Linked DNA regions of Mus musculus: regions 1 and 2 are each linked to region 3. The links are chromatin loops, found by intact Hi-C in ENCODE. Cell type or tissue: heart. All regions are shown on one strand.

Evidence for each region. Peaks named below come from ENCODE experiments on the same cell type or tissue, not always from the same donor. Only the 100,000 strongest peaks of a DNase experiment are listed, where the experiment ranks them.
Region 1: a loop joins it to region 3, with 6 times the contacts of the local background. A loop is called at or near these places in 16 of 42 quality-filtered maps.
Region 2: a loop joins it to region 3, with 2.3 times the contacts of the local background. A loop is called at or near these places in 2 of 42 quality-filtered maps.

The regions. Positions count from the first base shown.
Region 1 is chr3:102,057,817-102,065,816 of GRCm38, reverse strand. No RefSeq gene overlaps it. Among named protein-coding and RNA genes, the nearest start is that of Casq2, 25 kb to the left of the region's middle. In heart, CTCF peaks have their summits at 3,358 (motif pointing right) and 5,526 (motif pointing left); DNase peaks (open chromatin) are centred at 1,066 and 3,316; H3K4me3 peaks cover 723 bases; H3K27ac peaks cover 5,662 bases.
Region 2 is chr3:102,008,263-102,016,262 of GRCm38, reverse strand. Nhlh2 (nescient helix loop helix 2) reads right to left here and starts at 6,118. Exons shown (of 3, transcript NM_178777.3): 1 at 5,938-6,118; 2 at 5,204-5,528; 3 at 771-3,617. The coding sequence starts at 3,609. The coding sequence ends at 3,202. In heart, no CTCF peak of the experiment used is centred here; no DNase peak of the experiment used is centred here; H3K4me3 peaks cover 2,569 bases; H3K27ac peaks cover 939 bases; H3K27me3 peaks cover 4,791 bases.
Region 3 is chr3:101,892,990-101,900,989 of GRCm38, reverse strand. Slc22a15 (solute carrier family 22 (organic anion/cation transporter), member 15) reads left to right here. Exons shown (of 12, transcript NM_001039371.2): 3 at 2,921-3,053; 4 at 3,716-3,880. Among named protein-coding and RNA genes, the nearest start is that of Slc22a15, 27 kb to the left of the region's middle. In heart, a CTCF peak has its summit at 3,864; a DNase peak (open chromatin) is centred at 3,869.

The DNA.
Region 1 (8,000 bases), 160 kb before region 3:
ATACTGTCATCTGACTCATTGCACGCACTTCAAGGAAACTGACTTCTTCTGAAACTGAACTCTGTATGCAACCCCAGAGCCCAACGGGAGGAGTGCTGGGAAGGAAAGCCCTGAGGACTGTGGCTCTCCGACAGGATTTCTTAGAAAATGGTCCCCTGAGTTCCATCTCCCACTTGGGACTCAAGCACGTTCACTTCCACTTAATGCTCAGGTTCAATGGTGGACAGACTTGTTCCCTTTCATCCTTCACAGCACAACTGAGGCAACCTAATGTTCTCAGGAAGAATTTAATGTTTAGGGAGAACAAGAAGGAAAGGGTGGGCGGTTGAAATGCCTGTTCCAGACTGCGCTGCTCCTGTGACTGGTGTGGTCTCAGGGATTATTGTACAGCAAACACTCATCTCCTGTCCCTTCCCACTGTGGGTGGAACCTTCACTTCCTGACCCATTGGTGACTTTTTTTTCACACCATGGAATGTTAGTGGACATAATGTAAACAGGCTTGGCTTTGTGTCCAGTGACCTGTCCTGAGAAGAACTAGCTAGCCTTGGTCACAGTTGCCTGCAGTCAGACCTCAGTATGATACATGGAAAAGACCTGGCTAAGCTGAGCCAGGATCACCAGCCGCTGGCACACCCTCTGCAATGTCCTCCAGACTATTAACTACGGCTTAATTTTTTATGTGAAAATAAGCTCACCCGTTTCATCACCATGCAAATTTGCTTGTGGCCTTAATAAAGGGTAAAATTGCATGGTCAGCAATCAATTGTTTAAAATAGATGTCTTTGCAATCTGTTATCAGTAAAAGTTGGAAAAAGGGATAGCAAGTGGGGAAAAGCTTAAAACCCTGAGTGCCCCATGCTCTCTTGTTGTTATGGCAAGGGTTCTGGGTTTTTTGTTTTGTTTTTTTTTTAATTCCTGAGTAGGGTGGCAAACTTCTCCTTCAGCAGAGGGTTTCGCTGAACTATCTGGCCAGTAAGAACCAGGTAGACGTGGCCTGGATCAGCACCAGAGCAGTGTGGGCAGGACTTGTCCCATGCCATCGTGCCAACTGAATCTGTCAGCGCCTGCTATCACAATTCTAAGAAGTGGCCCAGTACTCAGTAGCCACTGTAGCTAGTTTTGCTCCACGGCTGTGGTGGTTTCCTGCAGTTCCACTGATGTTACCTGCCTCTGGCCCCCACCTTCGTGCTGTAAACACTATTATGGTGCAATCAGGCTCCTTAAGCTTTTCCACTTTCAATCCTTTTTTGCCTCAGAAAAAATTTTCCATGACTCAAGATATACAAATATATAAAAGAAGAGTATAAATCAAACATTTACTGATAACAAATTATAAAGAAACATACTTTTAAACAATTGGCATACATATAATTTTGTCCTGTATAAAGATAAACACATATCTGCATACTGATGAGGCGTGCCTTTTTTAATTAAAGAAGTAAATCTTAGACGAATATTCGACACTGCTGGACACAGAGCATCTTCACCGTTGGTCAGAATTGACCTGTGCTTTTGTTTTATAATATTCAATGATAAGGCTAACGCTTTGCACAGTGCAAAGTACGAAACGGCAGAAGGATGTTTAGGGTCATTTCTGAAGGTGCTGGAATTTCTGTCCTAGTCCAAAGCCAAAACTCAGTGACTGAAACAGTTTTCTTTAATTAAATACTTGAACACAATACATCCCAAACACAACCTTATTGTATATTCTATGCAAGCTGGAGAACTACAGTAAGAAAATACCCAAAGTCTGCTTGCATAACTAGATCATGTTGTTTCCTGAAGGGTAGAAAACATTGCCCTTAAAGCAGAGCGTTCTTAGTCTGTAACACACAGGCGCCTGGAGCCTCAGCAGAGGTGGTTCAGGCAGACTCACAGCCTCACGTGGCTTCATGGCAGGCACAGTGCAAAGTCTGCTTTAGAACCAAAACTGCAGCAAGGTTGCAGTGCAACAGAGGCAAGCAGCACCAGACCCAGCTCAGACTCACTATGTGCCTGCTTTTGAGTCTGCTTTTGGTCACTGTGTGTTCTGAAACCTTTTACTGCTGGCTTTTTTTATTTTTATTTTTTTATTTTATTTTTTTAAAAAATTTTTCAATCCTGTATTCAGTGGCCTCAAGCCGGAGTGTTATAAACTAGGGTAGATAGTGCAGCTAAGGCTGAACCGCACATTAACACACACCTGAGAACAAGCCCCACCCACCTGCAGCTGCTGTGCCTGCCCCTGCCCTGCACCCCCACCCCGCCCGCCCAGCGGCTGGGACACTCCTGGTCCTCTCTCTCCAGGACTGGCTAATTCACCTGTCTTCCCCTTCAGCACACTTGCCACCTTCTCTGTGGCCTTCCCTAGCAGGATCAAGTCTACTCCAGAGACACTCCCATCCCTTCTTCCTAATACTGAACAGGTGCAGTTTTACATTGTGTGAGCATTTGCTCCCGCCACGCCCAGTACCCAATGACAGGAAGCTTTGTGAGGACAAAAACTTGCTCAGCTCACTTTGGCTCAACACCATGTGCCCAGCACTGTGCCTGACACAGAGCCCTTACGGAATGGGCCAGGCATGTCTCCCTCGAAGTATTAGAGCTCTCCGTCTTCCACACAATCTCTATAGTTCCTAAGATTATTTCCCCCTAAACCCCCTCTGCCACAGCCTGTGAACTCGGAAGCTTCAAGTAACACTTGCAAAGTCCCTTCTGAAGACCCCAATGTCACAAGTACAGGAATAGAAATGGACTCTTATCCTGGGAAGAGGGTGGGGGAAAGCTAATACCATCTGCACGTTGAAAGTGGGAGCACAGTCCCCTCAGTGAAATGGGAGCACGTTTCCATGCTCATTTACACAGCTGGCCATTTGCCGGAAACTGATTCTGCTCTCCTCTCTTGCAACTGTGGGTCTAGGCTATTCCTCCTGTAACAATGATTCTGGCACCAAACGCCACTGGTCTGAAGTCCCCCTTCCCTTGGTAACCCACCCTGGCTTCGGAGGCTCTGTGGGTGAATGCAGACAGTTGGGAGCCGGCCACCGGCCAGGTGTTCCTTAGCAGCTGCCACTCTCCTTCCTTTGTTTTTTCTACCATGTCTGGTTTTAACCCTCATCTGCAAGGCCACTTTGTCTGGGACAGGGAGATAATTTCGTCTAGCGTCTGTTCGGCACTTCCCTGATTACCAGCTGAGCCTGATTACACAGTCTGTGTGCCTGTCCCAGGACAGATGTGGACTGCTGCGCGGGAGGCAGAGGAGAGGTCCAGGGCGAACTCCACTCCTTCCAGCACCTCTCCAGGGCTGGGCTAGCTGCCATTCAATTAATTCACTTAGGCCTCCAGATTCCAGCCCAAAGCCGCTTGCAGTTCTTCCTCTCTCCAACAGGGGGCGGGGTGCACTGACCCGATCCTGTCTCCAGACCTCAGGTCTACCCTTTCCTTAAGGGGATCCTTGGATTTCCTCAGGCTGTCTCCTCCTCTGTTCAGGAGTTTAACAAATCTAGCTAGAACTCTCTGCGAACACTTCTGAGGGGGCTTCCATGAGAGAAACTTTAGGTTTGGAACTTCGGGCAAACCAGACGTCTTGAAACAGACACCTGAAGATGCTGGTTATTTTTGGGGGGGGGGGGGGGGGGAGAGCGCTGGCTCCATTCAGACCTACAGACCTGGTATCTCTGCCTTCCTTTCATGCCTGTACTTAGACTGTCGTCACAGAGATAAGCTGTTGTCCTTTCCTGTTGGCTTCCAAGAACTCACTTATTTTCAGAGCTGACTCCGTGTGTTCCTGTGCTAACTCTGCGCCAGTGAACTAACTCCCCAAACCTTGTCACCTTTCCTCTTGAGTCACCTTGAAGAGTGAAACTGCTCAGGATACCTCTCACTTCACCAAATGTGGCCAAGTTTTCATGAAGACAAGTCTGCTGCCCCAGCAATTAATAGCTTAGCTGTCAATCAACTTCCTACCACCTTGAAATACCTAAAATACCGGAGCTGAGCTATGAGGGTCAGTGATGGGCGGGGCCACCCCTTGACCAGGACTGCTCAGATATACCTCTTGTCCTCTATTTAAACCTAAACCCCTGTCCCTGACAGATAGTCTTGGGCACATTGGATCCTATTATTTATTCATATTTCCTAAGTGGCCATATTGAACAAATCCCCACTAATTCTTTCTGTTACCAGTCTCTTTAATTGACAAGTCAGGGATAGGCAGGCAACGGTAGCCCGTGGTGGTTGCTGGAATCCAAGCTTTTGGATTACAATTTTTGGTAACAAGCTGGGCATAGTGGTGATTGCCTGTAATCTTAGCATTCGGAAAGCAGAAACAGGAAGATCAGAAGTTCAAGGCCATTCTCAGCTGAATAGTGAACTTGAAGTTTACCTGGGTTACAGGAGACATTGTGAAGAAAGAAAGAAAGAAAGAAAGAAAGAAAGAAAGAAAGAAAGAAAGAAAGAAAGAAAGCAAACAGAACAGAATGCAAAAGCAGGTGGTGCTGGAGTCATCACTGAGCAGACTCAGTCTGCTCCCACTGCTACTACAGAGGACCTGAGTTGGATTCCCAGCACCCACATTTGGCAGCTCACAACTGCCTGTAACGCTAGCTCCAGGAGGCCCCATAACCTTCTGCCTTTGAAAGCATCGTCGAGTGTGTGTGTGTGTGTGTGTGTGTGTGTGTGTGTGCATGCTCCTGTGCATACCCACACATAGGTGCACACAAATGCACATAAATAAAAATCTTCAAACCAGACTGAGAACAGTACCACATCAGGAGCTCTCAAAATAGAGACAGACAAACAGGTGTTCTCACAGTGGGGACCCAGGAGTGGGAAGGGGTAACTCTGAAAGGCTTCACAGAAGAACTACCTGTCACTGTCTTACCAAGAATGGCTGGCCTTTATTATGCACAGAGGGACAACCCAAAGAGGCAGAAAGCCCAATGCCTCAAGGTGGGAAGGACAGGTAACCCTCTCTGGATGCTGGGACAGTGGCAGGTGATCCTAGTACCCAGAAGGCTCTCTGTGAAGGACTGTGGTAAGCACAGTGGAAGGACAGGCTGGGTTGAGATTGAAGGGCCAAGAATGTTCTGGAACAAGCCAGTTCACAGTGAGGCTATGGGGCTGCATGTGTCAGCAGCACCTGTCTGAAAGTAAAGGGTCATGGGGCTTTTATAGGAAAATATCCCTTCTGTGTGGCAGATATGGTTCCTGGAGCTTAGGTCACATTGTGAACAAACCGAAGGAGAATACTTTCAGAAAAGGCTATCAGGGTGTGGCTGTGAGCCTGTATCAACAGGAAAGCTCTGCAGACACTCACGAAGCTCTTGCTGTGTGCCCAGACACTGGGGAAGGGTTTGTAGTGCTGGTGGGAAGGCAGCGAAAGTCATAGGGACCCCAAAGTCTGCCTGAAGCCTACGTCCTGTTAAGAACCAAGAACTCCAACACACACAACTAAAGGCTACTCCAGGCTTCTTTTTCTCCTTCAGTCTGTAAACCTTAATTGTCTAAGACTCACCGGAAACCCTATTTACAGTAACAGCACATGTCCTCGCCCCCTAGTGGTTCCTGGTTTTATATTATCTGGTTACAATGGCATCTAAGGCACCTTTGGAGCCACCATTTAATCTCAACAATCAAATGGCAGTGGAGGTAGAAGCAAGGAGAGTCCTTTAGAAACCCACGGGACAATGAAACCCCCAAAGCTACCAAAACTCTGCATCCAGTCACCACTGTGACAAGCAAAGGCCACGCCAAAGGCCATTCTCATACTTACTCTCCTCCCTGTGCACTTCTCCTAACCCCTGTGCTCAGAGCCATGGTAAAATGTCTTTCAATAAGTCTGACCCTTCTTCATGCTTCCTAATCTCAAAACTCTTCTCTGGCAAAGTCAACAACCTGGCTTCACCTAAGCCAAGGTCCCTAAAAGATGAAGGGGGCCTCTTTAGGTTACTGCTGGCAGTTCTGGGCTGTCTCCTGCTATGGCCACTTGGATGTGTCAACTTCATCTAACCCCTAAAGCAACATGAGTGACAGCTGTGACTTTTATCATTGTCATATGGTAACTAAAGAGACCGTCTACAGTGAATGGCTGGATCTTGGTGAGTAGTCTGCTTTACAGCAGATCAAACTGTTTAAGGAACTGTCTGTTGTTTGGGAGTCAGGATTCTGAGTTAGGAGTGGGGAGCTGCACGGGGCAATGAGCACAGGGGGCATCTAACGTGTTACTGAAAACCTCTCTTAGGTGAAAGATAAAGGAGAGACTCTTTGAGAGCAGGGCTGTAGTAGTCAGATATAGGACATTGGGAATCTGGAGTTCTAGAAAGACCAAGTTGGCGAGTCACAATTCCTGTGGAGAGAATTTGAGCAAACTACACATGGAAGGAACCAAGCCATCCTGAATGCCACTTGGATGTGCCCACTTCAGCTAACCCCTAAAGCAACACGAGGTCCCTGTGGCCCAGAGTCAAGGCCTTCCAGTCTTCCTTGGGCTTTCAACTGAGGCAAGAGAATACTGTAGAAGAGGTCCAGGTGAGCTCTAGAGGACATCACACAAAGGCCATGGAACTGACAGAGGAGAAGAAGCTGGTTGGAAAAGAGGAAGGCTGGAACTTTCCTCCCATCCTGCCCCTCCATGTCTCTATGCCTCACCGTCCCTCCTTGCTCAGGCTAAGTAGAACTGGTTGGCCCAGTGCAGCCATGCCTGTGTCTGAAGATGACCTGTGACTCATAACAAACAAAGCACATTCCCCCGGGTGAAAATTTAAGGTGCTAATGAGACACGTGATGCATGAAACTGTATGTAGAACTACATGTAGAAGACAAAGCATGATCAAGAAATCCCATGTTTGGCAGACAAACTCAAAAGACAGATAGATGTGTGACATATGAGATCCATTCTTTGGACAGCGTTGCATTTGTGCTACTAACCTCCTTGTTCTGGTCCACATCTTCCTCCTTGGACTCAAGTGTGCCATCTATTAATAAGCAGCCCCTGCTCCTGCTAATGTCCGTGTGTCCCTATCCAGTTCTTCGGGGACATAAGAGCCTGGAATCCCCCAGAGGGGCCCACTGAACCCTAATATTCACTAATATCCCAACCACCATTCACTCAGAGATTATAACTTGAATTCTCTTTGTCTTTAAATTATTTTTTTAAGTTAAATTTTTATGTGTGTGAGTGTTTTGCCTACATGGATACATGTGTCCCAAATTCACTCCTGGTAGACAAGGAGGTCAGAAGATGGCATCAGATGCCCTGGAGCTAGAGTTACAGATGATTGTGAACTATAGCATTGGTGCTTGGAACTGATCTAGGGTCCTCTACACAAGCAGCAGGTGCTTCTAACTGCTGAATCATCTTTCCAGCTCCCCTCCTACCCCACCCCCATATTTTTACAACAATATTCAGTGGTCTAATGATGACAGTGTCTTAGGGTTTCCATAACTGTGTTAAAGCCAAAAGAAACTTGGGAAGGAGAGGGTTTCTTTCAACTTACAACTCTCAGCTCGCACTCCACCATTGAGAGGAGTCAAGAAAGGGACTCCAGGGGCAATGAACCGAGAAGCAGGAACTGAATAAAGTGAAGGCTCTGGAGGAGTTCTTGCTGACGTGCTTACCTTGGCTTGCTCAGACTGCTTTCTTACACCATCCGGGACCACCTACCCAGGAGTAGCATTTCCACATGGACTGCATACTCCAACATCCATCAAATCAAGAAAATGCTTCCACAGACTTGCCTACAGGCCAATCTGATGGAGGCATCTTCCTAAATTAAGATTCCCTCTTCTCAGAGATGTCTAGGGTTGGTCAAGTTGACAAAACCCAACCAACACAAACAGTTTCACAGTCCTGGTTTCAAATCCCTGCAGCAACTACACCCTACTACTATGAAGGAATCCATCTCCATGGGAGTCTCCACCCCTGGGCTTTCTCGTTTTTCTAACCACCCTTCCTAGCTGTGGAACCTTGTAATTCCCTTTCTGATCACCCCCTCATCTGCAGCTCGTCTATGGTGGGTT
Region 2 (8,000 bases), 120 kb before region 3:
TAATTCGATCTCACGTTTTTAGGATCTAGGACATTTCCTGGCACACAGTATGTCCTCAGCAAATGGTCACTGTGAGAGTGAGTTATCTCACCATTATTATTCAGAGAATCTTCTCTCAGTCTGCCCAACCCTCATGGTGCTGGATCCTTACTACCTTCAAGGGATAAGCCAGTTACGCTCTGCTCTAGGGAGAGTCACAACACTTTAGTCTCTTCCTGGAGGATTCAAAACAGCTTTGTAAAGATCTCCTCTAGGACCCTGAGGGTTGTGTACCTGGGGATGTGCCCCTTGTCCTACTTCAAGCGCAAGGACATACTTGGTCCCTGGAAGTCAGCGAATGGATCCCTCTCAGGTGTAAAAGGGAGAGCTGTGTTGGTCAGTTAGATTTCACTCAGTGCAAGACAAGGTCTGTGGAAGCTTTCCAGAGGTTAGGAGTTTCTTTAACACAAGGTATTTCCTAGACTGGCTCTGTGAAGGCTGAGAGCTGTCACTTCCTCCTGTTCCCTAGAGCCACCCACAGCTACAATAGTGTCACAGATCACAGGTGTCTTCGCAGCCCATAGACTGAACAGCCACTGCTGCTGTGGCCAAGACCTTGTCCCAAGAGGAGTAAAAGAAAGATGTTCTTTTGCATACCCTGGGTCAGAAGGGACTTCAAACCCCACACCTCCAGATAGAAGAAACCAAAACCTTGCTTGCTAAGTTTTGGTGAAGCTTACTACAAGAAACCTGGAAGAAAACCAAAAAACACTATGAGCCACAGACTGTGTGGACATAAACTGACAATCCATATAGTCACTTTTTAATATGGAAACTGGAGATTTGGTGTGGTATAGTTCAAATAGTCTAGATACGTATGTACATACAGGAATACAGTTACAAGTTATTCATGGGTTCTGCTTATACAGTATGCCAGACCCAGGTTTGTGCAGATGAGTGTTCCTGATAAAAAGTTGTTTTAAGGCAAGTGTGTCATGGTGCTGAGCGTGGGTACCAATTAGATGTTTCAGTGACACATGCTTTGTGCTTAAGTGCCCAGAGGGAAAGCTGTCAAAAAGGGTCTGTTCACTGCCTTTTTCTTTTGGGCAGGGTCTCACGTAGCCCAGGCTGGCCTCAATTTCACCGCATAGCTGAGGATAGATGACCTTAAGCCTCTGGTTCTCCCATCTCCAACTCTCAGGTGCTGGGTTGATGGATGTAGGGGCCACTCCCTGATCTTCCCTGCCACTGGATGCAGACACCTCCTTAGCCCCGAGTTTTCCCAAGAGCTTGGGTTAGACAGTTACGAAGTTCCTTTTAGGATAGAAAAGGCATCTTATGATCCCTGTACTGCTCTTATGGACACATCTCCCTGCTTTTCCTCATGGACGAGACCTGATCTATACCATCCCAGGCTGGGCTGCATACGAATTTTATATGTGTATAAAATTTTGTTCGTGTTTTTGCTTAACTAACTCCTTTCTAAAGAACTGAGTCCCTTATGACATTTCACGCCTGGCCAGGATGTTTGATTTCTAGACAGATGCTTAAAATAAAGAGGAGAGCTTTAATCTGATACCTTTATTTATATGCAAAACAGCGCACCAGTCATGAGATATGAAAAACTCGTCAGGTAGAAACCAGGTTATATCTATTTTCACTACAAAATATTGCATTATATAAAGCAACAGAGACACAAAAAAACCCTGAAAAAGACTAAAATCTTTGGATAGCAGATGTGGTTCTTCTTCTTCTTCTTCTTCTTCTTCTTCTTCTTCTTCTTCTTCTTCTTCTTCTTCTTCTTTCTTCCTTGTCTCTAAAATACACCTCTTACTTTAAGAGTTTCACAGCTGAGAACATGAAACATTTCTAGGTCATAGACTTTTCTTTTTGGTTGTCACAGAGGAAAGTAGTTCTGAATTCTTTTTTCGTTTCTTTTTTAGGAAAATAATGTAATTTCCTAAAATCATCCCACGCACAAACGTCACGCACACACACAAAGGAGCTACTCTCCTTAAAAACAGTAAAGTACTTTTCAGACAAAACTACTGGTAAGAATAACAACACTTAACTTTTTATAAAACTATAATAGTGAAGGGCTAGTGTTGCTGATCTCACAACCAAAGAACCAACTTCTTGATATATAAAATATGCTTAGAAACAGGGGGAAGCAGGGACTCTCTTGTACAAGTGCAATATAATCAGGAAAAAAAAAGAGGCAAAACCACAAGATAATCTCAACAAACACATAAAGAGTTAGACGCAATTATTTCACGGGGGTTGGGAGGGAGTGTAAACACTTGACTATAAATAAATTGGCACAGAGTATCCAAAGTAAAATTATCACCACTCTGAAAAATAAATGTCTTGAAAAAAATACTCTACTCCTTCTAACATAAATAAAAATAGGTTGTCTTTTTCTAACTGCATCTATGAGTCCACATGTTAAGGTCACAAATAGACGGGGTGTTTTTGGATATTTAAAGGGGCATTTTGCCCGAAAAAGCAATCAGATGTTACATTTTCCATTTAAATATGGATTTTTCTATCTACTTTAGTGTCCTATCTTGGGGTTAAAGTCTCACCAAGCTCAAATCCTGCCACAGTGTATGTCTGTCTGTTCTGAATGTATTTTTTTTAACCTCACCAAATATTCAGGATTTTATTTAGATTAGAATGTAATTTTTCATTTGCCATGGTAACAAAAAGTTTGCTGGTACACCTTTCTGTGTCTTAATCTAGATATGGAAAAGATTTTCATCTTTTTTTTTCTCCCCAAGGTTTGGTGATTTGTCAGTTAGAAAAATCCCAGATAGTCATAGTTTGAAGCCATCAGCCTGGGCTAAGCTGTCCTCATTCTTTCAGAACGTGAAGGTGTGTAGGATAGAAATACAGGGAAATGAAAAGCCTCCAGTAGCTTAAACCAACCACCCCCTCGGGGGGTCCTAACACACTGAGGGGAGGCCCCAGGGCATCTCATTCTAGGTGCCTCCAGAAGGATTTTCTGGCCAGGAAAATCCCCTTGCAAGCCCCAGGTCTTTCTACCCAACCCCACCTCCCAGGCTGGGAAATCTTCTCCTGTTGCCTTGATGACTAGAAAGAACAGGCTGCAAAGCTTTCTCCTGCGTTCAAGTGTCTCTGGGCAAACCTCTAGCCTGGCAGTCCGGATGAGTCGCCTTTGGCAGTCTTCCGGACCCGCGGCCTCCCGCGGCGTAGCCCTCCCTACACGTCCAGGACATGGTTGAGATAGGAGATGTAGCAGATGGCCAAGCGCAGAATCTCGATCTTGGAGAGCTTCTTGTCCGGAGGCAGCGTGGGTAGTAGTTTGCGGAGCTCGGCGAAGGCCAGGTTGAAAGCCTCCACTCGGATGCGCTCGCGGGTGGCGTGGGCCGATCGGTACTTGGCCGTGGCGCGCCGGCGGCGGCGCTTTTCTTCGCGGCTCAGCTGCTGCGGGTGCGGGTAGAGCGCGGCCCGGCTGCCTCCCTTGCCGTCGCCGTCCGCCTCCTCCACTGGCTCTAGGTCCGACACGCTGCCCAGAACCTTGGTGTCTGCGCCGCCCAGAGACTCCGGGTCCGAGTGCGTCGAGCTGGGGTGATCTGAGTCGGCGGCTTGGTCCGGACTCAGCATCATTTTGGAGGCTGATGGGGAGTCAGAAAGTCAGTTAATAAAAGGAATCTGGTTCTTGATTTGCAAGGAGTAGTGGCGAGGGCCTAGCAAACCTGGACTTCTAGGAGGGGACCTGGGGACACTGGTCCTCTCCTCGTTTCAGGCCCACGCAAGTGGGGAGGCAAGGAGCGGGTATCAAAGCGCATTCTGAACCCACACAGAAGACTGCCAGAGGGGCCAGTGGCGCTGGGGCTGAAGAACCGTGGACCTCTGGGGCCGGCTGACATCTTGAGTCTCCTCTGGCCAGACATCAGCTGCTCTCTCCCGCCTCCCTTGCTCCGTTCCCTTCCCAGACACAGGAAAGATCCCGAAGGGATGGATGCCCGAAGGATGGATGCATCTGGGTTTTAATGGAGATGCAGAGTGTGCTTCCCACCCGAGGGCCTAGGGCAAGGCAGCTGGAGACTCCCAGCGCCTGAGGGTCTGGGCTACGCTGGGGTGCGGGCGAACCCCATCCTGGAACCTAGGCCGGGAAGGCTTTCTTGCCGTCCCCTCCCCGCGTTTCTCCGAAATAATAAAGAAATGACCGAACACATGTGTTCGGTCCTTTCAAAAGAAAATTGACTCCTCGGCCCTCATACTCTCCCGGAGCACCATCTGTCACGCAGACTGCCACACACATTGGGGACCTAGGGACGTGGATCACACAATGCCCGGCAGTCTGCCGACTACCTCCCGGGAAAACGCAGGCGGCCAGGTCGCTGCGGGCGAAGGGGCTGGGGAGGGCCAGAGAGGGATGGACTCCGAGGCACCAGTGCGGGACGCCCCGGGCGCAAGCTGTATCTGTGCGGGTGAAGTTCGTGAGCTTAGGGGACCGGAGCCCCGCAGCCCACCGGCGGCCCAGGGAGGCCTGGCCGCGGCCCCGTGTCTGCGCCGGGCTTTCCCCAGACGATGCCCTCCTGGAAAAGCCACCTCGGGCCGGCAGCTCGAGGGCCTTCGCGTCTTCGAGAACCACTGGGCTTGCGGGTGATCTGGGTGGGCAGATGGGGATAGAAACCTGCCTGAGCTGAGCTTTTGGGCCTCCGCCACCAGGAGGGACGACCGGGCTATGACCTCTGTACCCCGCCTTGCCCCTCACAGGCAAGGCTCCTGAGTAAGAGCCTCGCTTCAGAGAAACAAAAGCCAGGGAGGGGATGTAGGTTCGGCTCCTGGCCTCGAATTTGCCCAGGAGAGACCTGAGCTCAGAAACAGCTTTCCGTGCAAGGAAAACGGATCCTCAGAATAACAATAAATGAACCAAACGAACTGCATGCTGCTCCCCCCGCCCCCCAGGCTTTTCTCTACGTTTATAAGTGAAACAACTCACACCTACGCAGTTGGCGTGAAGAGGTAGAAATACACAGGGAGAAAAATCATAGCAAACCACGACATAGTTACAGATCGGACAAAAAGTTCCCGGGCTGTCCCCCCACGCGTTTAAATCCTCCAGATATTTAAATAGTCATAAATGGTATTTCTCGTGGGCATTTAAGTCTATGACCATGTGTGAGGAATACATCTATAAAATACAATATGACTCAACTTAATCTAAAGAAAAAGAGACGTGAAGATGTCTTACCTTGCAAGAGCCCTGTCGATAATCTTTTCGTCAATCTTTTAGAGTTAAAATTCCAGGAAACAAGGAGGAGAGATCCTGGCAAATATTAAAAGCAGCCAATATTTATTACATTCGCAGATGAAAAAGCAGCTGTCATCTCGCCGACCACCACAACGAGCGGCGGTGTCTTAGCGGGTGTATGGTTGTTCACTTAGTTGATGGATTGAAAACGCCCGTTTGTTTGTTTGTTGGTTTGTTTTTAACTGTTCTTAAACATTTCAGGAAAATTCGTTGTTGATCTTTATAAGTCGAAGTGTTGAAACCTCACGCCTCCCCACTCAAAGGGCTGTATAAATAACAAAAGAGATGCTGAGATAAAAACAATCACATCAAAGGGACGATTCCTCCACTTTCTAATAGCAGAATAATCAATAAGAAAGATGGTTAAGATAAAATTCCATTCCTTGAGGACTCCTTCCCTTCCCTTAATCGGGCTGGGGCGAAACTGGGAAGTGCGGTCAGGGATGGAAGGGGCTCAGAAGTGATTTTTCTCTTCTTCTTCAAGATAATGCTTTGTTCAGCCGGTGTCTCCCCAGTTCCCAGGAACAACAATACAGTAACTAGGGCTTAAGGTTGCCTCTGTCTTGTCCCTCATCTACTTCTGTGTTGTATAAGCAGACGCCAATTTTGCAGTTTCAAAGTCTTTCAAGGTTTGGTTACACCCCCTACCCTACCCCACTCCCTCCCCTCTTTACCTTGTGGTGAAATGTATATAGTCAGTAGCTTGGAGATGCTGGAGAGAGATTGGAGAGAAGTGGACGTCTTCTGGAGTAACAGTGACAGGGAAGCAGAGAAAGGGGAGCTTGGGAGAGCCAGAGAGGAGAGGCAGCTGCCTGTGTGGCTTCTTGGCTCTTCTGGTACCAATTGATTTAGCCTGGAGATGGTGGAAGAGATAAAGGCTTAAGAAGGGGGATGGAATTTTTTCCCCCTAAATTGATATTTAATGGGAAATCCTATTGGACAGAAACCTGGACACGAGTCACTTAATTGGACTTGACATCTGTCACAGTGTGGGAGTTTTCACAGCCCAAATATTTTAGCAGATCAGATTCCCACTGAATCTGTGCCATAAAATATAGCAGTTGAAAGCAGCCCATGATAGAAGCCATAGCATCTACAGCGTCTGGCCACACAGGCGGTTCCTTGTTTTCAGATTATTGATGCAATATTTAAGTGCAAGTAGACACTATATGAACATGGAAAATTCCTCTGGCATTTTGTGAGCCAGCATTTTTTTAAATCAATAGTTAGAAAAATAGTTGTGCTGGGCACATGAAAGCATATTCTGTCTATGACACTGTAATTAAGGTGAACGATCCAGACAGGCAATGCTAACATTTATGTAAAGTGAAGTGTCTTTTAGAGGATGCTTTAATCATGATTATTTAAGCATATGGATGTTTTGGAGAAAGGTTCTACTATGAGACCAGCTTATTAATAGATGATATTTTAAAGGACGTTTGACACATTAGTTTAAATCATTGGTGGAATTAGGAGCAGAATCCAAGTAGTTAGAGACCACTAGATAATTCTACTTTTTGAGTTATGTTTGGTTTTCTTTTTCTTTACCCATTTACTCATGTTCATTATTCGCTGTAAAATATGACACACAGTATGTGCAAAGACAGTACTTTATTCTTGCCCATCCTAACACGTGAGTGAATATATTTAGCTGGGTGGCAATGTAATTGTGCTAAAATGTAAATATTAAGTATTCTAGCATGCAATGCCTTTGCCTAAGATGACCTCCAGTCCCAAATTTATGTGTTTTACAAAATTAAGGGAAATTTACTGTTAGTCACTATCAATTATATATTATTTGCTATTATTTACACATTGCCAGTGATACCACTAATTCTGTCTTCTTTCTGTCTATCTTCCTTCCTTTCTTCCTTCCTGTCTTTCTTTCTTTTTGGTATTTTTGACAAGGTCTCACTATGCAGCCCTGGCTGGCCTGACCCTCACCATGGAGACCAGGCTGACCTCAAACTCATAGAGATATGCTTGTTTCTGCTTCTCATGTGTTGGGATTAAAGGCATGTACCATCACACCCAAATACTATTTTTTTTTAGATTGATTAAGCTTAGAGGAAATGAGAGAATAATAGCCAACCTCCTGTCTCCCTGTTCCTAGGTGAGTTTTTGTGGAGAGGAGAACCTTCACTTTCTCTTCATAATCACCTTTGTCCTATAAAGAGGTATTGTCCTCAGGGGAGGGCTGTAGAGCTACCCACCTAGAGAGTGGCCCTCTGGGTTCCTCATGGCTGTGATGTATATTGTTTGCCTTTGTTCACATCAGCTCCAGGAGGGTAATGGGCCAGAATAGGCAGGGTAGAGGGAAAGAAGGGAATATGGTACCAGTGCTGCTCAGCCTCACCTCTGCTCAACCCAGGTATCCCCAAGCATAGAGATGGGCAAGCAGAGAAGCCCCTTCCCTGCAGGGCTGGTGGGAGCCAGGAGTGACGATGTGGGAGAGAGGAAGGTTTCCCAGCCTGGCTAGCAGCAGCCAACACTAAGCACTAACACACAACAGAGATGTACACACAGATGCGCACCCTCAGATACTCATGTCTCCTCACCATCTAGAGCTCACACAAGCTGTCTGGCTCAATTAGATGCTTGGGCAGATGGACTGAAAACTGTGGTGGCTTTTGTTACCTGAGCTCTAGAAAGCACAGCTGCTAGGATAGGAGTGGCCCGTGTCCCTGGTCACCCTCGTGTTGGGAGTTGGATGGGAAAGAGGATGCTCAAACCATGG
Region 3 (8,000 bases):
AAAAAAATTTTTAAAAAAGAGTTTCTTTCCTATTAATATACATGGAGAGAAAGTGGGATCTTCATATTTTGGATTTGCAAGCAATTCTTCAATTTGAAATGAATTAGTGTACAGAGAATATTCATTCTAATTGCTTTAAAATTTGGCCTGCCATTAACAAAAAATGAGGGAAGAACCACTTTAATAATCTCCAGCCAATAAGGACTTGAATGATTTATACATTTTGATTTTTAAAATCTAAAGATTCATTAAAATGTTTCTTGAAAATGTCAGAGTCATCATTATATTTTGATTTGTTATAGTTTAATTTCTTGTGTCCTGATGATTTCCTGGTTTGGCTCTTATCCTGACACTAAATATCAACCATTGGGTAAGAGAATGAGCTAGCAACTGATCTAGTCTTCCAACCCTCTCCAGGTAGCTAAATCTGCGAACCGTCTTCAAGATACAGGGATCCTGTCTTACTTTATCTTAGTTGAGTTTGGACAAAGTAAAACCTTTTAGATCACATGGTAGCTAAGTAATAAGAATTTAAATGATACTTTAGAAAAACTGAAGACAAAACACATAAAACAGAGTCAGGTCAGGGTTGTGGAAATCTGTCTGTCAGCCGATGGCCTGCCTCTGCCACTCCATTTCATGGGACTCTGCTAGGGAGATACTTCATCTTCTAGCCAGCCATTCTCTAGTTAGCATTGGGGGGAAAAAATCTGCTTTTCAGCTTTTCTGGTCATTCTTGAATGAATTCCAGGAGAAGTGACGGCCTAACCAACACTGACTTGAAGAAAGATTAGTAGAAATTACTTTGACACTTGGAACTGGCAGCCTGAGAATCAGGATTTGGAATTTGCTGGCTAACTGTCCCTTGGGCCATTTCTTCCTAAAATCATTGTCCAAGTTGACAGCTATTCAGTTGCTGAGGGATAGTAAGTACTGTAGCCTTTTTAGTGGATATGAGAAATTTGGTAAATACAGTCAACGGAATACTCACTTCTCCCTGGTTAACAGAGCCAGCTCAGTGTCCACCTAAGTGCCTTCATCGTGCAAACAGATTGGCAATCCCTAAAGAACAGAGAAAGGAAGGCTAGAGCTGCAAGCCAGTTTTTAAAAGCATGTAAGCATGAACATTAAGAACATGATGACTATAACAAGTATCTGAATTAGGAGGGTAATTCCATCTGCTCCTGTCTGTCTGTCACAGGGGCAGGGCTGACCCTGTGATGGATGCTGAGCTGTCTTCTGCAGGACAGCATGGCATCTACTGTCTCATTTGTCCATTTCAGAATATGTCGCCACGCTCATTCCTCCTGAGCTGAACATTCTTCTGCAGACCTACCGGTGTATCCAAAATAAATGAACTTCTCACAGAACAAAACTCTTCTCCAAGTGCCAGAGCTCTCTTCATGACTCTTACATGACATTCTGACATATATTATACCCTGTCTGTCATGAGCCTTAGGACTGTCTTGTCTAGACCTTCATCAGTCCAGGCTTATAGGAGATACAGAGCAAGAAGAGAGAGAGAGAGAGAGAGAGAGAGAGAGAGAGAGAGAGAGAGAGAGAGAGAGAGAGAGAAGATGTGCTTTGGGGGCCCTAATGAATAGTGTCAGAGCCTAGAGAAGGGGTAACATAAAAACAGAGTCAGGCGGCCCAGAACAGTGCCACTTGAGAATTCTCAATAAGAAGGGCCCTTGGGTGACCCTGCAAGGGCACTGGGAAGATGAAATATGAAGATTCTTGTACCCTCCGAGGTTGCTATCTCTGTGACATACTGTACTGATCTCTACTACTAAGCATCCCTAGACAGGGTGTCAGAAGATGGTGCTGATCATAATCTAAGGTCATGATTGTCTTACAATAGATAATCATACTCTAGGAATTCCTGTTGTGGTAAATACGCATGGCGCAAAGCTGACATTATCCACTTAACATAAAGAATAATGTTAAGGGTATAATTCTGTGCCCTTGAGTATCTTCACACTATCCTGCAGCCATTGCCACTGTCCATCTCTAGAGGAAAGTCTGATTCCATTAAACAGTGGCTCTCTTGCTCCTCCTCCTCTAGTCCCTGCAACCACTACTCCTTATCTTTGTCTCTTACAGGTACCTCATGTGACTAGCTTTATGCAGTATTTATTCCTTCATGCCTGGCTTGTTTCACTTACTATAGTGTCTTCAGAGTTTATCTGGGCTGTAGCATGAATCCGACTGTGTTAGCTTTAAAGGTTGGATAATATTCCACTGTATATGAGTCTAGCACACACGGAATGTTTCTACTGCACGGATGTCTGTGCAGTGCCCTCAGAACCCAAAGGATGGCATTGGATCCCTGGAACCAACTGGCGCTACCAACAGTTGTCAGCTGTCATGTGGGTGCTGAGAATCAAACCTGGGTCCTCTGGAAGACCAGCCAAGTGATCTTTAACCTCTGAACCATCTCTTTAGCCCCATTTCCCATTTTAATTTTTTTTTTGAGAAACATATTCAAGGAATTTTAAACACACTAGTCTGTTAAAAGAAAGAATTACTCACTGGTCACTTCAAATGTGCCCTGGGATGTGCAGGCATCAAGAAAACAGAAATGGAGCAATGCATCTCCTCTCCAAAGACTGCCATGGATGCAGGATAAAGCCGCAGTCAACAATCAGATATGCAATTAGCACTTACATGCTGTGTTCCGTTCTGTTAGAAGTATATGAAGAATAATCTGGAAATAAACCACTCCAGCAATGGCTTCCAGCATTTCTGAAGCTTGGATATGGTCTAAGATGAATATTATACCAGATTCTGGCTAATAGCGGTTGATGCAGTAAGGTGTCCCAGTCTGGGCTGTATACAAGACTAATTTAGTTCACTGCATATATTGCTGTCTGTGGCCTAAATTGTCCCCTTTCTGTTTCTTCCTTTCTTTTTCTTGTAGTGGTTTTTAATTGCCAACCGATCTTACAAAGTCAGCGCGGCCAGCTCCTCTTTCTTCAGTGGTGTGTTTGTTGGTGTTATCTCCTTTGGTCAGCTTTCAGATCGATTTGGAAGGAGAAAAGTCTATCTCACAGGTAATCTGTCGCCATATGCATACACTGAATAAGAGGCTTTATTTTCCCAGGACTGTTATGGAAATACTAAGGGGGGGTTATTTTCTGAAAGTCCTCTGTGAGTTCGCAGGTGGACAGAGAGCTTCTGTTTATTACATTGGCGCGAAGCCACGCGCCACTCGTGACGACTCCGGCCAAGCAGTTTTTTGGAATGAGCTCACCTGGCTAAGACCAGATATTGTTGTTAAAGACATTTTTTTTTGACAGTGCTTTCTGCAACCCCCAAATTGTAATCTCTGCCCTGCTCCTAAAGAGAGCAGCGAAGGAGTGCCACAGCCTTCCCTTCCATTGCCTGTATTTTTCTCTGTTGATTTATTTCAAATGAGCTCTATAGGACCTGGCGTAGCTGTCTCGACAGGCCGAATATGAACGAGGATTTTCAATTCCTAGCATTATTACATATAACTGAAAAGTGGTGTGTGATTGACAGAAATTGTAAAACAAAGAAAACAGGCCTTGGTTTTTCTTTCTCATTTTCAAGGCAAATTGGTAGAAAAAAAAACCATATCTCAGGGCATTTAAGTTTACAAAGGTTTATTTTACAAACTGATGAATATAATTTATTATTTTCTCCAAATGCTGTTTTGCTTCTGGGTCATTGAATATTGTTCCTCTCTCCCCAGGTTTTGCTCTTGACATCTTATTTGCTGTCGCAAATGGATTTTCCCCCTCATATGAATTCTTTGCAGTAACTCGCTTCTTGGTGGGCATGATGAATGGAGGGATGTCCCTGGTGGCCTTTGTCTTGCTAAATGAGTGCGTGGGCACCGCCTACTGGGCACTTGCAGGTACTGCTTCACTTTTGCAGTGAGAGTCAGAAAACACACTTGGACTTGAGGCACTTGCGATCTACAGGTGAAGAGAGCAGTGAAGGGTGGCCACGCCTTCCCTTCCATTCCCCTGTGGTTTTCTGTGTAGTAGGGTATTCCGTACCCTAGTGCTGGGAACCCGAAGTGTTCCGGATTCCACATTCTTCTGCATAATGCCTTGGAGATGTGGCCCAATTCTAAACACAAAATGCATTTACATTTCATAGTTGCTTTATGCGCATAGCCTGAAGGTGATGCTATGCGGCATTTTTAATGTCTCTATTTTGGGTTCAAACCGTCATGTCCAGGTAAAGAATGGATTTTTTTTTTTCCACTTGAGGAATTGTGTCACCTCTACAACCGTTTCCAATTTAGGACATTTGGGATTGGGGGTTTTCGGATTTGAGGGTGCTCAGCCTGCATCACACTTGTCCTCTCACATGTGCGCTCCAAGGTGTCAGAGATCATGATGTTCATATTCCCTGGTGAGAGTCTTTCTTCCCTGGGTCTGCCTCACAGACAGGTGGCCAGATGACAGTGGCGAGTGGCCCATTTGCTCAGAACAGCATTCATCAATTTCTCCCCGACACTGGGAAACAGGGCAAGGGCAGGGAACTCTTTCTCCTGAGGCCCCTTACTTCATTCTAATGACTTCCATTTCGTGGCTTTCCTCGTTCTTACTGTTCTCTCTGGTCGATAGAGGGCATCGTAGGGGCATTTCTTACTGGTGCCAAATTTCTAAATTGAGGCCATATTTTGTATCTCTAATAATTCCAACATCCTCCCAAGGTCACACATACAGTAAAAAAGAAGTGTTTAAAATTTTTACAATTTTAAGATTTTGTGTGTATATGCATTCACACGTGCACGCGTGCGAGCACAGGTGCCCATACGCACATGCTCAGAGAGAAACTTGCAGGAGTAGTTCTCTCCTTCCTCCATGGGGCACCTGGGGGCTGAACTCAGGTCATCGGGCTTGGCAGCGAACTCCTTTACCCACTGAGCCATCTCACTAGGTTGTGTTAGGTAGGGTTTCTATCGCGATGATGAAACACCGTGACTAAAATCAAGTTGGGGAGGAAGGGTTTATTTCACTTGACTCTTGCAGTCTGCAGTCCAGGCAATTAGGGCAGGGACTCGGGGAAGGAACCTGCATGCAGTGGCCATGGGGGGAGTGCTGTCATTGGCTTGCCTCTTTATGGCTTGCTCAAGCTGTTTGCTTACAGGGCCCAAGACCACCAGCCCCAGAGTGTCACTGCCCATCAATCAACAACCAAGAAAGTATGCCACAAGCTTGCCAATGGTCCAGCCCCGTGGGGGCATTTCTTAGCTGAGGTTCCCTTTTTCAAAATGGCTCTAGCTTGTGCTATATTGACATAAAGTAACCAGCATAAAGGCTGGGGGCCCGAGGAGGTGGCTCAGAGAGTGAAACACTTGCTGGTTTCAAATTCTCCAGCATTTACATAAGAAGCCAGGCATGACAGTGTATGTCTGTCACCTCTGCTGGGGAAGTGGCAACAGTTCTGGTTCAGTGACAGATCCCTTTTCAAATCACAATGTGGAGAGCAATAGAGGAAGACAGTTATCAGTCTCTGGCCTCCACATGACCAGGCACAAGCACCTGCATACACAGCCCTATCGCACACGCGCACATGCACTCACACACACGCACGTGCACATACTATGTGACTTCAAATATTGTCTTAGGAGAGTACCTATATCTAAACCTCTGCCTTTTAGATTATAGCTTTGCACTGATAACTTTTGGAGATTCTTTTTAAAAGAAGAAAAACTTTCATTTACTTGACAGTCTTTTGTACCAATACAGGAACAAAATTGACCTTATGATTGAAAAAAAATGTATCTAAATGTCAAAATTATGAGAGAATGCCATTTCTACTCTTTAGAACTAAGTCACTAATTTTTAAAACTCTCTTGAAATTATAATTACATTTCTCCCTTGCCTTACCTCCTTCCAGACCTTCCCTCCTGTCATGTCCCTCCCCAGCCCTCTTCAAATTCATGCCCTCTTTTTATTGTTATTGTATGCATCTATGTAAATGTTTTTTTTTTTAATTTTTTTTTCCATTTTTTATTAGGTATTTAACTCATTTACATTTCCAATGCTATACCAAAAGTCCCCCATATCCACCCACCCCCACTCCCCTGCCCACCCACTCCCCCTTTTTGGCCCTGGTATTCCCCTGTACTGGGGCATATAAAGTTTGCAAGTCCAATGGGCCTCTCTTTCCAGTGATGGCCGACTAGGCCATCTTTTGATATATATGCAGCTAGAGTCAAGAGCTCCGGGGTACTGGTTAGCTCATAATGTTGTTCCACCTATAGGGTTGCAGATCCCTTTAGCTCCTTGGCTACTTTCTCTAGCTCCTCCATTGGGAGCCCTATGATCCATCCATTAGCTGACTGTGAGCATCCACTTCTGTGTTTGCTGGGCCCCGGCATAGTCTCACAAGAGACAGCTACATCTGCGTCCTTTCAATAAAATCTTGCTAGTGTATGCAATGGTGTCAGCGTTTGGATGCTGATTATGGGGTGGGTCCCTGGCTATGGCAGTCTCTACATGGTCCATCCTTTCATCTCAGCTCCAAACTCCGTCTCTGTAACTCCTTCCATGGGTGTTTTGTTCCCAAATCTAAGGAGGGGCATAGTGTCCACACTTCAGTCTTCATTCTCCTTGAGTTTCATGTGTTTAGCAAATTATATCTTATATCTTGGGTATCCTAGGTTTGGGGCTAATATCCACTTATCAGTGAATACATATTGTGTGAGTTTCTTTGTGAATGTGTTACCTCACTCAGGATGATGCCCTCCAGGTCCATCCATTTGGCTAGGAATTTCATAAATTCATTCTTTTTAATAGCTGAGTAGTACTCCATTGTGTAGATGTACCACATTTTCTGTATCCATTCCTCTGTTGAGGGGCATCTAGGTTCTTTCCAGCTTCTGGCTATTATAAATAAGGCTGCTATGAACATAGTGGAGCATGTGTCCTTCTTACCTGTTGGGGCATCTTCTGGATATATGCCCAGGAGAGGTATTGCTGGATCCTCCGGTAGTACTATGTCCAGTTTTCTGAGGAACCGCCAGACTGATTTCCAGAGTGGTTGTACAAGCCTGCACTCCCACCAACAATGGAGGAGTGTTCCTCTTTCTCCACATCCTCGCCAGCATCTGCTGTCACCTGAATTTTTGATCTTAGCCATTCTGACTGGTGTGAGGTGGAATCTCAGGGTTGTTTTGATTTGCATTTCCCTGATGATTAAGGATGTTGAACATTTTTTCAAGTGCTTCTCTGCCATTCGGTATTCCTCAGGTGAGAATTCTTTGTTCAGTTCTGAGCCCCATTTTTTAATGGGGTTATTTGATTTTCTGAAGTCCACCTTCTTGAGTTCTTTATATATGTTGGATATTAGTCCCCTATCTGATTTAGGATAGGTAAAGATCCTTTCCCAATCTGTTGGTGGTCTTTTTGTCTTATTGACGGTGTCTTTTGCCTTGCAGAAACTTTGGAGTTTCATTAGGTCCCATTTGTCGATTCTCGATCTTACAGCACAAGCCATTGCTGTTCTGTTCAGGAATTTTTCCCCTGTGCCCATATCTTCAAGGCTTTTCCCCACTTTCTCCTCTATAAGTTTCAGTGTCTCTGGTTTTATGTGAAGTTCCTTGATCCACTTAGATTTGACCTTAGTACAAGGAGATAAGTATGGATCGATTCGCATTCTTCTACACGATAACAACCAGTTGTGCCAGCACCAATTGTTGAAAATGCTGTCTTTCTTCCACTGGATGGTTTTAGCTCCCTTGTCGAAGATCAAGTGACCATAGGTGTGTGGGTTCATTTCTGGATCTTCAATTCTATTCCATTGGTCTACTTGTCTGTCTCTATACCAGTACCATGCAGTTTTTATCACAATTGCTCTGTAGTAAAGCTTTAGGTCTGGCATGGTGATTCCGCCAGAAGTTCTTTTATCCTTGAGAAGACTTTTTGCTATCCTAGGTTTTTTGTTATTCCAGACAAATTTGCAAATTGCTCCTTCCAATTCGTTGAAGAATTGAGTTGGAATTTTGATGGGGATTG